Regions from separate parts of the Homo sapiens genome. Here region 1 is linked to region 2. The links are chromatin loops, found by intact Hi-C in ENCODE. Cell type or tissue: heart right ventricle. All regions are shown on one strand.

What was found. Hi-C counts contacts between places; a loop is a spot of excess contacts. Peaks named below come from ENCODE experiments on the same cell type or tissue, not always from the same donor. Only the 100,000 strongest peaks of a DNase experiment are listed, where the experiment ranks them.
Region 1: it touches region 2 in a loop (5-fold over the local background); 19 of 110 quality-filtered maps call a loop at or near these places.

The regions. Positions count from the first base shown.
Region 1 is chr7:30,066,516-30,069,015 of GRCh38, reverse strand. The region is part of intron 12 of PLEKHA8 (pleckstrin homology domain containing A8); the gene reads right to left. Among named protein-coding and RNA genes, the nearest start is that of PLEKHA8, 39 kb to the right of the region's middle. In heart right ventricle, no CTCF peak of the experiment used is centred here; no DNase peak of the experiment used is centred here; H3K27ac peaks cover 631 bases.
Region 2 is chr7:29,763,134-29,765,633 of GRCh38, reverse strand. No RefSeq gene overlaps it. Among named protein-coding and RNA genes, the nearest start is that of WIPF3, 42 kb to the left of the region's middle. In heart right ventricle, a CTCF peak has its summit at 1,202 (motif pointing left); no DNase peak of the experiment used is centred here; H3K27me3 peaks cover 371 bases.

The sequences.
Region 1 (2,500 bases), 300 kb before region 2:
TCTCTCAAAGTTGGTATTACATACAAGTGGGGAAAAGAATGGGTGATCCAATAAATGCTGCTAAGACAACTGGCTTTCTGATTGGAAATAATAAAATTATATCCCCACCTTACACCATTCACAAAAATAAATTCCAGGAAGATTAAAGACATAAATATGAAAGCAAACCTACAAAACTTCGAGAAGAAAATGTCAGAGAACATCTCTGTGACCTCAAGGGAGAGAGGGATTTCTTTAAGAAGTACAATCCATAAAGAAAGAATGACATGTCTGATTACATAAAAACTGAAACTTCTGTATACCAAAAGACACCATAGATAAAGAGCAAACGCAAGCCACAGACTGACAGAAGACATTTTAACCCATAACTGAAAAAGATTAGACATTTTAACCCATCACTGAAAAAGATTAATATCCAGGAAATATAAAGAACTCCCAGGAGTTGATAAAGAAAACCTAAGAGAAAGGTGGTCAAATACATGAACAGGCAACTCACAGAGAAGGATATCAAACTGCCAGTGAAGACAGGAAAAGCTACTCAACCTTACTTGTAATCTAAGAACAAAAACTTTGGCAATATTCTATCATTTTACAGCCATCAGGCACAAATTTAAAAGGCTGACAATGACAAGTGCTAAAAAGAATGTGGAGTATTGGGAACTCTCACTACTCTGCTGGTAATTATAGACTTTGGAGAGCAATTTGGCAATATCTAGTCATGTGGTTCAGCCATTCCAATTGTATTATGTACTACAGCAGCAATTCCCAGTGTAGTCTCCAAACCAGCAGCCTCAGCATCACCTGGGAACTTGTTAGAAATGCAAAGTCTCAGCCTCAAGTCAGGCCTACAGAGCAATCTGTGTTTCAAGGAGCCTTCCAGGTGAGGCTAATACAGGTTAGAGTTTGAGAACCACTGTTCTGGCAGCACAGCTTCTCAAGCAGTAAGGCCCCATGAACTACCAGTCTGTAGACAGCCAGAGTCCCTGGACCAGTCCCTCTTAGCTATGAGAAGCCTCCTCCTTTTTCTGGTGTGCTGTCTGGACATAATTTTCCATATGATAGAGAACATGTGTGAAAGGAACGTGTACATTGTAGAATTGCTTTTAATGGTGAAAATCTGTAATCAACTGTGTCCATTAACAGTATATTAGTTTTTCGAAACCATGGTCTATTCATACAATGAAATGCTAAACAGCAAGGAAAATTAATGAGCCAGGACTACAAGCCACTTCAACAGTGGCTAAAGTCTGAAAATACTGAGTGAAGAAGGAAGAATGTGCACAATATGATACCTCATATACAAGTTTAAAACATGTAGTCCAATGCTAGATGCTGCTTATGGACACATAAATATATAGCAAAAGCATAAAAACATGTATTACATAATGAACTACGCAAATTCAGGATGATGATCTCTGGAAAACGATGGGAGTCACGGGATTAAGGAGTGACACGTGGGCACTTAACTGTATTGAACTATTTTTTTCTATTAGGTCAAGTGGTAGATATTTGTTAAATGCCTAAATTATTTATAATTTTCTTTTTTGAGACAGAGTCTTGGTTTGTCACCCAGGCTGGAGTGCAATGGTGCAAACATGGCTCACTGCAGCCTCAACATCCCTGGCGCAAGTGATCCTCCCACCTCAGGCCCCCAAGTAGCTAGAACTACAGGCTGGTACCACCACACATGGCTAATTTTTGAATGTTTTGAAGAGACAGGGCTTCGCCATGTTGCCCAGGCTGGTCTTGAACTTGTGAGCTCAAGTGATCTGCCTGCCTTGGCCTCCCAAAGCGCTTTGGCATGTATTTTTAAAAGCAGAGCTACTAGGAGAGTAACCTCTGAATTCTTTATAGTGACTATGCTTAAGGCAAATTGACTTGTATGGACAATAACCAGTGGAAAGAGGTCAAACAAGCACCCAGAGATGCCCTTTGTTAATTTCAGGCACTGTTAAGACTAACGCTTGTGCTGCCAGCCAATCCTGCCAGTGGAGGCATATGCTGCAAATGGTTCTGGAAAGAGTATTACAATTCACATTCCATAGTATTTTCAGAATGGCCAACTTATGATTTGATGTCAAATATCTGATTATGAGTTCTGACTTTATCTCTCTCACTTATCTCTCCTTATCTGTGAAAGCCTTTCATATTAAATACATGACTGAGCATCCTTTTAAAATTTTTTCTATTCTGTGCCAGAAAAGGATCTTGGTTGGGTTAACTTTTACTGACATTTATGGGATCATTCTGAGATGAGATATGTGGCAATATGTTATCCCACTGAGCACAGAGCATATAACATTTAATACAATGGTGCATGAAATGCCAGAGCAACTTTTCTTCCTTCCACTTGCAAGGATGCTTTCCAAAACCTCTTTCTGATGTGGAATATGCAATGGAGAGGGGGACTCAGCTCTAAAGCAGATTATTAAACATATCTGCCTTGTGAACCCAACTCCCTCCTGAAAATGACCTCTAAAGAATGTTAGGACACTAAGGG
Region 2 (2,500 bases):
AGGGGTCAAAGGAAGTCTTGGCTCTGCCTGGGTCCCTGAGACTGCAGGCATTTCACTCACCTGCTGTGACCAGCTGTGTCAGTAGAGGAGAATATCACGGGTCGGCATCAGCCCTCCCTGGCACTGACCTGCCCTGGAGGCTCGCCTGTATCCTATCTCCTCCAGCTCTCACTCTTGAATTTATGGGGATTTAAAGGGATTGACAACTTTTCCAAAGTTGTTGGCTCTGGGACGTTTAACTGGTGGCTTTATTAGTTTGAGGATAAGGCATGTAGCTCAAAAAATTTACCTCCTTCCTTCCCTCCATTGTACTAAGTAGAATGGGTTAACACGCACCTCTTTTATTTATTTTTATTTTTTATTTTTTAATTATTATTATACTTTAAGTTTTTGGGTACATGTGCACAACGTGCAGGCTTGTTACATATGTATACATGTGCCATGTTGGTGTGCTGCACCCATCAACTCGTCATTTAGCATTAGGTATATCTCCCAATGCTATCCCTCCCCACTCACCCCACCCCACAACAGTCCCTGGTGTGTGATGTTCCCCTTCCTGTGTCCACGTGTTCTCATTGTTCAGTTCCCACCTATGAGTGAAAACATGCGGAACGAGCACCTCTTTTAAAATGGGAATATCTCTTGAAAGTAAATGTTAAACTTAGAAATAACTTACCCTTTATTATGAATTACTATAACTGAGTAATTTCCTATCTGCCATCAACAACATTAAGGGAAGAGCAATATTGTTGGATGGGTGTGGATGCCAGAAAGAACAACAGGATGATTTTGTAGAGTAAGGAACTTACTGCAGGGTTAGGAGGAGAGTGGGGGGGTCCTGAATGGAGCCAAGAAGTCAAAGGGCTTTAGGCAGAGGGGAAGAATGTTAAAGGGAAGGCAGCAGAAGGAGGAATATAGGTCACAAAGTGAAACGGAATGGTCCCAGTGGAAGTCTTCTTGACTATGGAACTAAGTCAATAGTGGATGGAAACAACTACCTGAACGTAATTGCAAATAATCTCCTGGGATACTTTAGGCATTTATGGCATAAACAGACAATGCTTTTTTGCAGAATAAACTCAAGGTATCTCACTGGAGACCCATACTCCTCCCCAGTTGAGTGGAGCCAAACTTTATGCTTACCCTCCTTCACTTCCCTGAATGAGCTTTCTGCTCCAGTCAGAATGTTCTACCTCCACCCTGTGGGCAGGCCCCCTTCCTGCGCTGGGAGTGCCCTATTCCTTCCTCTTTGCCCAGTTACACCTGCTCATACTTCAAGCCCAGCAAAAGTTCTGTCTCCCATAAAGTCATTCCTAATGCACGGCCACAGTGAACTTCCTTGCAATAATCTTGCTTATTATTGGAACTGGGTGGGTTTTTTTTGTTTTTTGTTTTTTGTTTTTGGCATTTGCTGCCTTATTTGTTTACCATTTATTTTTTGAAAGAGAGTGACTTTTTACATTAAAAATTAATATATGCTCTGCTAATCACAGAAAATTTGGAAAATACAAAAAGCCAGAAAGCAGAAATTAAATCACTCAGGAACCATTAAAATTCTAGTATTCTTCCTTCCTGCTGTTTTTCTCTTTATACATTTCTTCTTCACTTAGTTAATATTATGGACATATATAAATTGTATGTTCTGATTTTTGTAGAAATAACATTCATTTTTAATAAAAAATGGTCATTTGAAAACACAGAAAAGTGGGAAAAAACCCTCAAATCTCCCAGATTTCCAATATCTAGAAATAATTACTTCATACATTTTGATATATTTCTTCGTAGTCTTTTTCTCATATATTTTTACATGGTCAAGGTCATATTGTCAAGATCATGCTGCATGTATTTTAAATTCTAGTTAACCTGGAAGTATTAACAGATCCAGATGCTATGAAGAAAGATCTGGTGAAAGGTAATATTTGTCCCTGGATGGTTTACTAAATTTTCCAAAATTAAAGACTCTATGATCATTTAAATTAAGTTTTGAAGATGCAAAATATCATTATTCAAATTGCTCAGCCATAAAAATGTCCATTATGTTGTTCTGTGTAATTCTGCTTCTATAAAGGGAAAAAAAGACTTTTTGTTAAGTATTTCTTCTGGCATAGTGTTCCAATCAAGTGAAAACTTAGCCATTGTTAGCAAGTCCTGGAAGAACAACAGTAGTTATTGTTTTAAATAGTCATCAAACAAGTCAAGACATTCCATCTGATTTGTTGGGTGGAGACTGGTTCAAGAAACACGTATCCTTATACCAAGAAAGGGAGAAAGGAATATGACTAGTTAATTAAAATGACACAAGGTCAAACTTTGTCCCAAGACCTCAGGATCTATCTGGAAATACATAATTCAAAGAGATTCCTGAAGTTGGGGTGCAAACTGAATAAGAAGAGACCTTATCCTTTTGAACTACAATTTTCCCTTTCTTGCTATACTTTCATTAATCATTGATTTGGTTAGAGTATCTTCAAATAATTTTTTTCCAAAAAATCTACAGTAG